Regions from separate parts of the Homo sapiens genome. Here region 2 is linked to region 1. Evidence: read pairs that join two places in POLR2A ChIA-PET (ENCODE). Cell type or tissue: Caco-2. All regions are shown on one strand. Links, peaks and the distances in the headings refer to the core of each region. The heading gives the core; the rest is flanking DNA.

The links. Peaks named below come from ENCODE experiments on the same cell type or tissue, not always from the same donor. Only the 100,000 strongest peaks of a DNase experiment are listed, where the experiment ranks them.
Region 2: POLR2A ChIA-PET joins it to region 1 with 7 read pairs; 2 of 35 experiments call an interaction of 5 or more read pairs at or near these places.

Annotation. Positions count from the first base shown.
Region 1 is chr15:52,285,917-52,290,297 of GRCh38, reverse strand. The region is part of intron 1 of MYO5C (myosin VC); the gene reads left to right. Among named protein-coding and RNA genes, the nearest start is that of MYO5C, 7.7 kb to the left of the region's middle. RefSeq lists an enhancer at 3,437-4,193. In Caco-2, for the core only: no CTCF peak of the experiment used is centred there; a DNase peak (open chromatin) is centred at 1,727; H3K4me3 peaks cover 221 bases.
Region 2 is chr15:52,792,737-52,797,117 of GRCh38, reverse strand. LOC105370824 (a long non-coding RNA gene) reads right to left here. Exons shown (of 2, transcript XR_001751550.2): 2 at 1,712-2,767. Among named protein-coding and RNA genes, the nearest start is that of ONECUT1, 4.6 kb to the right of the region's middle. RefSeq lists enhancers at 1,309-2,004, 2,005-2,702. In Caco-2, for the core only: no CTCF peak of the experiment used is centred there; no DNase peak of the experiment used is centred there.

The DNA.
Region 1 (4,381 bases), core at 149-4,148:
AGAAAAAAAGGGATGAAAAGACTGAAATACTTAGTCTTTAATTGGTGCAACTGAACCACTGGGAATTTGAATTTTTGTTCAAAAGTTGTTTATGGAGTGCTAGTTATGGGAAGCCTTTGCATTGGATTCCAAGCACAAAGACCAGGCTCTTAAAGTTCAAATGCCAGTGGGGGAGATGGGAGGCAGCCTAGATACCTGGGGGAGGAGCAGAGAGCGCTCAAGGGAAGCATCCAGCTCTGCTAGATGGCAAGTGGCAAGGAGAGTGCCAAGATGAGGAGTGTCTCCAGCTACTCCAGACTGTTCAGAGCTGTTTGCTCTTGGATGGGGAGAGGATGGGTGGGGCTAGGGTGGAAGGAACAGAAGTACACAGCAGAAAGCCAAAGAAGGCCTGCCATGTTCCAGAAAGTGCTAGTGGTTTTGGGTGGCCACAGGCAGAGGGTGGATTGAAAAGAGGGTGAGGCCTGAGCAGGAAATTGGCCAGAATGCTGGTTGCCCAGGCCTGGCTCTTCCTCAAAACCCATGTGGGGGTTGATTTTCAAAGCTTTTCTCTTGCCGGGCCCCACCCACAGGAATTCCAATCAAGTACGGATGAGAGAGTCTGTCTGCCCAAAGAAACCTCGTGCTCAGCCTGGCTGAGGAAGCCTCCGGGGGCTGCTGCACCAGTCAAGAGAGGATTGGTGGGGGTAGGGTTGGGGGCTGACTTATGGCCATGGCAAGGGGGCTGGTAGGCAGGGGCGGACAGGAGAGGGCTTTTAAAAGGCAGTCTTTTCTAGCACCTGGTGACTGTTGGGCTGTTGGGGTGGAGACACAGAGGGGTGCCCAGCACTGTCCCAGGCTTCTGACATGAGGGGCAAGAGAGCTAGGAAGGAGGAGCGTCGGCATCACTGGAGTTTGGAATTTATGAGTCTATGAGGACATTTAGGGGCTGACATCTTGGAGGCAATTGGAAATGTGGTGTAGAGCTCCAGTGCACGATCTGGGTGGGAGGTCTCAGATGCACAGGTGCCAGGCAGTTGCAGAAGCTGTGGAATTGGGTGGAACTCTCCAGAAACAGCCTATCATGAGAAGAGGCTGGGAAGGACCTTGGGAGACACGGACATGGGGGGCAGTGGGAGGGGCAGGGGAGCCAGGGGAGGGGCCCATGAGGAGCGAATGAAGAGGAGGAGGAAGAGAGGGGCATGGTGTGACAATCTGGCCTGGCTGACCTGGAGTGTGGACACTCCCAGTCCAGAAAGCGGTTCTAGGAGGGAAACACATGTCGTCCCATCTTGTCCCATCTTCCATATAAGTCTTCAAGTCATTTCTGTGGCTCATGCCAGAAGATCCCTCAGAAAAGCAGGCGGCGTGAGAAGATGCTGTTCTCATCTCACCTGTGTGCCTTGGGGGGGTGGCTGGCATGGTCTTGAGCTCATAAGGTTCAGTGGTCCCGAGCCTCTGCCTCAGCTTGGCGCCTTGGCATGGGGAGGGCACTCAGGGAAGTTGGGAGGTGGCCCTCTCTTTCCTGGCTCCGCTGAAGGGCTTGGCGAGCTGTTCCATCCCAGTCCACAGACTCCTGCCTCATGGGAAGGCCCCATATTCTGGAGGTCAGTTGACAGCTGGTTACATTGTTTGCATGAACTGCGGACTGCATCTGTTTGGATGAATGCTGTAAAGTTAACTCTTCCTCCAGTTTGAAGCATTGCTTTGTGGGTAGAGGAATGTGAGGGAGGAGGGGACAGGAATGAATGGGTGGAACTTACCCGGAGCTGAGTAAACTCACCGTTGTTTACTTACCAGGCTGGGTTTCAGCTGCAGGGCACTCAATGCCAGCAGAAGCACCAGGATCGCAGGGTGTGGGCGGCCTGGGGTACTGGGCTGAGGAGTCACTGGTCTTCAGAAGAGAAGCCGTCAGTGGTTACGTATGTCCTAATACTGCCTGCCATTTAATACCACTTTTAGCTGAAACCAATCCTAAATTATAGTTAGGAGAGCACATGGACTCTCAAGTAGATGGTTGCAGTTCAGAGTTCAGGATTACTTTCAGGGCCAGATTCGCTTAACTAATACGGAGTTCAAACTAGGAGTCACAGGCCCTAGCTCTGCTGGAGTCCTGGTCCTTTGAGACTCTGTCTGCTGTTTGGTGAGTTATTTCTCTCTGGGCTTCAGTTAGGGGCTCTGTTAAACAAAAGGATTGATTGGCCTAGTGACTTTCACATTACTTCTCAGAGCCCAGGCTTCCTTGGAAGGCCCCCAGGGCTCTCAGCTCCAGCTCCCATCAGAACACCTCCACTTTCACCAGCTTCGCTTAGCCAGCTGTTACAACTTAATTTTTTTTTTTTTTTGAGACGGAGTTTCACGCATGTCACCCAGGCTGCAGTGCAATGGCAAGATCTTGCCTCACAGAAACCTCCGCCTCTCGGGTTCAAGCGATTCTCCTGCCTCAGCCTCCCAAGTAGCTGGGGTTAGAGGCATGCGCCACCACGCCCAGCTACTTTTGTATTTTTAGTAGAGACGGGGTTTCTCCATGTTGGTCAGGCTATTCTCAATCTCCCAATCTCAGGTGATCCACCCACCTCGGCCTCCCAAAGTGCTGGGATTACACACGTGAGCCACCGCGCCTGGCCAGAACTTCCTTTTGAAGTAGGCTTTCTGCAGCTCTAAAAAGGAGTTTGACAAACAACTTGGAGTAGATAATCAGTTCTGAGACTCTGTAGTGGCCAATTCTTGATAAATTTGGTAATTCATGTACAATTCTTTTGGGGGGCATATATTTTGATATTTGCCTTTAAAGATTAACATTCATTGTTCTGATTATGAAAGTAATAGGTACATATTGTAGAAAATACATCCAACTCTCAGGTGTCTCTTATGAGGATCCCATTCCTAATCCATTTTAATGAAGTAAGCTTCATGACGTTAGTAATAAATATTTTCAATAGCAGACCTGGGGTAGGAGCTGTGTAGCCCGTGGCAACAAGGATGGGTGTGGGTGTGTGTGCCTGAGACAGGCGTGTCTGTGTGTTTCTTTATGAGGCCTCCATCGTCCTATCTGCACAAGAGTGTGTGTCACTGCCTGCCAGGTCATTCTTCCATTCTCGTTCTCTCAAAACTTACACATCCATGTCACGTTTCGGCAAGCTTCTGCTTTTTGCTAGCTGTTAAGGATTAAAGCAACTCAAATGATTTAGGGGTAGTCATGATTGATATCCATCCAGTGACTTTTCTGTTTTATTGATTAAGTAAGGCGATTTATATTAACTAATAGATAGGTTCCTCATCCAGCATTGTCCTAGTCTAGTACTTGTAACTGTGAACTTTGTTTGTTTGTTTGTTTGTTTGTTAGTTTTTCTTTTTTTTTTTTCTTTTTTCTTTTTTTTTTTTATTGATCATTCTTGGGTGTTTCTCGCAGAGGGGGATTTGGCAGGGTCACAGGACAATAGTGGAGGGAAGGTCAGCAGATAAACAAGTGAACAGAGGTCTCTGGTTTTCCTAGGCAGAGGACCCTGCGGCCTTCCTCAGTGTTTGTGTCCCTGGGTACTTGAGATTAGGGAGTGGTGATGACTCTCAACGAGCATGCTGCCTTCAAGCATTTGTTTAACAAAGCACATCTTGCACCGCCCTTAATCCATTTAACCCTGAGTGGACACAGCACATGTTTCAGAGAGCACAGGGTTGGGGGCAAGGTCACAGATCAACAGGATCCCAAGGAAGAAGAATTTTTCTTAGTACAGCACAAAATGAAAAGTCTCCCATGTCTACCTCTTTCTACACAGACACGGCAACCATCCGATTTCTCAATCTTTTCCCCACCTTTCCCCCCTTTCTATTCCACAAAACTGCCATTGTCATCATGGCCCGTTCTCAATGAGCTGTTGGGCACACCTCCCAGACGGGGTGGTGGCCGGGCAGAGGGGCTCCTCACTTCCCAGTAGGGGCGGCCGGGCAGAGGCGCCCCTCACCTCCCGGACGGGGCGGCTGGCCGGGCGGGGGGCTGACCCCCCCCACCTCCCTCCCGGACGGGGCGGCTGGCCGGGCGGGGGGCTGACCCCCACCTCCCTCCCAGACGAGGCGGCTGGCCTGGCGGGGGCTGACCCCCCACCTCCCTCCCGGACGGGGCGGCTGCCGGGCGGAGACACTCTTCTCCTCCCAGACGGGGTGGCTGCCGGGCGGAGGGACTCCTCACTTCTCAGAGGGTGCGGCTGCCGGGCGGAGGGGCTCCTCACTTCTCAGACGGGGCGGCCGGGCAGAGACGCTCCTCACATCCCAGACGGGGCGGCAGGGCAGAGGCGCTCCCCACATCTCAGACGATGGGCGGCTGGGCAGAGACGCTCCTTACTTCCCAGATGGGATGGCGGCCGGGAAGAGGCGCTCCTCACTTCCTAGATGGGATGGCGGCCAGACA
Region 2 (4,381 bases), core at 90-4,089, 510 kb before region 1:
CTCACGGCTGAAAAAAAAATGAAAGAAAGAGAGAGAGAAAGAAAGGAAGGAAGGAAAAGAAAAGAAAAAAGAAAAGAAAGAAAAGGAAAGAAACGAAGAAAGGAAGAAAGAAAGACAAAGAGAAAGAAAAAAAATCAGGAGTTTTAGATAAGGGCTGTTGACAGCCAGCCAGGATTGGATTCTAGACTAGCCAAGGACTGCCAGTAGACTAAAGGTGAATAACAAAATTCAAGGAGGTAGGAGTGACTGAAAATCGGAGGAGGTTTTTGTGTGAGAGAGACCAGGATTTGTTTGCAATGTTGTTAGCAATATTGATTTTTTTTGTTACTCAGATTAATGTATGTTAAACAGGAAAATACAGGCATTAGTCAAGTACATTATAATCATCTATTGTTGAGAGCGAAGTTTCTCAGGTGGTTGATGGAGACCAGGGACTGCGAGGCAGTTCTGGGGGCGTATAAACATTCCAGGCTCAATTTGAGGCAGCCAGAGCCCCAAATGTGGAAAGGAAGACGCAGCTTTACCTCCAGCTCATCTCCCTCTCCCCCTTTTAGAATTACAGCCTCTTATTTAACCAACCCACTACCCGGGTGCATCAGCCTCCAACCTCATCCTCCCTGCTGAGCTAAATGATTAGCGGAATTAAGGAGTGGAGGTGTTCTTGGCCACTCGGGTGGCCCAAACTTCCTCACCCCACCGGTCCATCTGCCCCGCAGCCCCACCTCGAGGTCTCTTGGCCCTGGTAAGCATCCTTCCAACCCTGTGGAGCCTCGATTCAGGGCTGGTGGGGCTCCTGAAACCCAGCGTTGGTGGCATGAGGGCCAGGCATGGCGCAGAACCAGACTGTCTACACATACACAGGCGTCCACACCTGTTAGGCCTGAAAAAGACTCCGGGTGAGGAGGGAGGTGCAGGAGCAGCAATTCAGAAGCGCCTGGAGAACCTCCTAGCTGCACCCCTGGACCTTGGGAGATAACCTGGCCCAGAGAAGCATGCATCAGAGAGTGCAGTCACCACACAACAGTCAGCTGGGAAGCCCCCCACGAATTCCCCCCACAACATCCTCCCTCCCGCCGTTAGACCCAATTCCCCGCCCTGCAAACGGGTTTTAGGGACCAAGGCTATACTCTCAGCTTTTCCTCTCAACCCCCGTCCTGCGCCGTGGGTCACTGCATTTACCGGGAGAGACTCAGGCAGACCCCGCCCGCAGGTAAAAGTCTTTTCCAAGCTCCACAGAAGCCAAAGAGCTCGCATAGGACCCCTCGGGTCTTGGGCTGGTTCAGGAAGGGGTAAGAGAGTGAGGGTCCAGGGAAAAGACAACTGGGCGCTTGGCGAGTCCCTAATTCTACACCCAGATGGCTCTCAGGCCAAAAGGCAGGTGCGCTCGCCCAGAATCCTGGGTGTCCCACAATCAGAAGCCGTTTCTCGTGCCAGCCACGGGGGTAAAGAACGGGGGGATGAGGAGATCGAGACTCGGAAGGCCGACAGGGCTGGAAGGGCAAGAAAACAAGGTAAAGTGTGGAAAAGTGTGAAGGGGAAGGAGGGTTGAAGAGGGAGGCAAAGAGGAGATTAGGCCTGGAGAAAGCAAAAGCCCCGACCTGGCCTAGCAGGCCCCGGAGGGAGTCGAAGGCAACGGGTGGGGAGCCCGGAACACCGGCGTTTCATTTTTAAATCTTCTAGGTGTCTGCGGGTCAAATAAAGACAAGGGCAGTAACGATTATTCTGTTAAATCTACGGTACTTGACTGCGCAAACACTAATTGATTAGACACCAAAATGATTTGTTTAAAGAGTTTTCCTTCCCAAGTGCAGCTGCTGCTCTTGGGCCGGGGTCGGCATTACCCGGCATTAGCTAAGTGGGCCGCGAGCTCGGCCGCCCAGTCCTCAGCCGCCCTCGGGTGGGGTGGCTGGTCCAAGCCCCGTGGATCAGAGGCTCCCGGCTGGACAGCCACCCTCCGCTTCCGCCCTTCCCTGTCCCTCCAGGGCGAGAGAATGGTGCGCCTGAAGATCGTCCTGGGCCGACTTTGCCCTCCGTCCGCCCCTTCTGGGTTTTCCTCATTTCGGGTCGCTTGGAACTACATCCGTCGGTGCAAGAGTTCTCTCGTCCTTCCCCTTGTCCTCTCCAGCCCCTAAACTTGGCATCTCTACCCCAGCGCGGGGCTAATGGAATGCAGGGCCCCAGCGGGGGAGGCACCAGAAGAGGAGCATTAACCGCCACCCCAAATCCGGACAATTCAACGCCCTCGCGGCTTGAGCTGGTGTCTTTTGTAGACTATTTCAATGATATGAAGTTATGTCCAAGAAAGAAATCCCACTGAACTGTTGGCTAGACGAGGCCAACTCCTCCGGAAGTGGGCTGGCAGCGGCCAGCGAGGGGTCCTGCTGCAGAAGAACACCCCAGGAGCCTGGAATCCCTCCCTCAGCCCTACGGCATCAGTATACCTTTCCTCCCTTCAGCGCTCTTGGCTTGAAGCCGTGAAAAAGCCCTCGCGGAATTAGGCGACCGCCAAAACGGATTCCAACCCAGGAGAAGCCGCCTGTAGTTTACCCGAGGACCCAGGAGAGCAAGCGTGTTCTTTTTTCCCCAGCGCAGGAAGTAACCAGAGATACGAGCCGAGTGGTCTGGTGTCCTGGGATGGCCGCCCAGGCAGCCCTCGGCAACTCCCAGAACGTGGAGTTAGTTGCGGATGGCACCAGCTGACAGCCCTTTGACAGAGCATCTTCTCTTTGGGATATGGAAGGGCAAGAAGTAGATAAAACAGAGGAAACTGCAAAAAAAAAAAAAAAAAAAAAAAAAAAGCCCAATTTAAAAATATTTTCTTGGGCAAAAACTGTAATTTGAGAAAGAAAAATGTTACCGAACATATGAATAAAATGATACGCTAAACAGAGTATCAAAGATTGAAGCAAGGGGCTACCATAATTAGTTACCACTTCCTTGGTCCCCAGAGAGTGGAGAGAAGTCATTGAGTGATTTTTTTTTAATGGTTTTCAATAGTGAGTCACCAGGCCACCCCATTCTGAATTTCTTGGTGTTCTACTCTAAGCCTGCAGCAATTTTCTGAATAAAATTTCTCTAGAAGTGGAACAGGAGAGCTTGCCAGGAAGCACCCAGGACCAAGTCTTTCACTCTCCAGCTATCTAGTGCTCTACTGTAGCCAGATACCAAAGAAATGGTTCCTCCCCACAAGTTTAATGTTAGACTAGCTACAGGCATCAGAAATGCCAGTGAATATGCCCTGGGGCTCTAGCCAAGGAGCCAGCCTCCCCCTGGATCCCTGGGTGGAGGAATTTGCCCTGACACCCAGGATCTCGCTCTTTGTGAGTCCAAAAAATGGGAAGTAGACATTTCATGGTTCGGAGGAGCTAGAAACATTTCTTTGGAATGGTCCTGAGAACTGGGACTGGGCCATACGTTACGCCTCTACTACTCACAAAAATAATTAAAGCATTAATTCTGAAACCAATGGAAGGTTTTCAGAGAAGCTCATGTGGCCAGTATTTGGAGGAATGGTTTTATTCTCTTTGCGCTTTTTCTTTGCTGAACCTGGTAGGGCAGCGTGGTAAGCTCTAGCCTACCTAGCAAAAGAAGGATTGCCCCTGTCCATCTCATATCCCAGGTTCTTCTCCTGACATTTACAAAATAAACATCCTAAGTTCCTTGTTTTCACTCTGAAAATATTGTCAGCAACAAGCATCCAGTCATAGTCTTATTTCCTTTTTTCTTACATATATACATTATGTAATTTTCTGCTAGTGATTGACACTATTTTTTTCTTTAAATTTCCTGCAGCTACTCAAAATCTAAGCAGCTAAAAATAAGTCCTCCTCCTCAATCACACACATTGACCTACACCTACCAAGTTTCCAGGGACTCCTCTGTGGACTCTTAATTCCTTCAATCCCCATAGTGTACCTAATGGGTGCCAGGCTCTGTTCTGGGCACTGGAAGGGGGAAAGAAGGAGAGGGACAAAACGACAGAAAGTAGTCCCAGCCTTCCAGCAGTTAACAATCTCTCTAGTGCCCGTCCTCCCTCCACACATGCAAATTCACCTTAACTAGGCCTAAGAAGAGCATTCTTCCTACCCGTCACTTCCTTAGTAAGAAGAAAAATTTTGAGAGGTCAAATAAGAACACAGTAATATGTTGTTTCTGACTGAGAAACCACTGCAACTCAGTCAATTACGGGAGAACAATGGTTAGATAAATGGTGTGAATAGCCAAGAAAGATTAGGGAGATTTGCAAACCAAAGCAAATCCTGCACATACAATATTTTAATGTTTTAGAAAAAAATCAAAAATTACTGAGCAAGCCAACACATATGGTGCTTCTCCAGGTCTTTTCGTTGGCTCCTTCTTTAGGGACCAACACAGAGCCAGC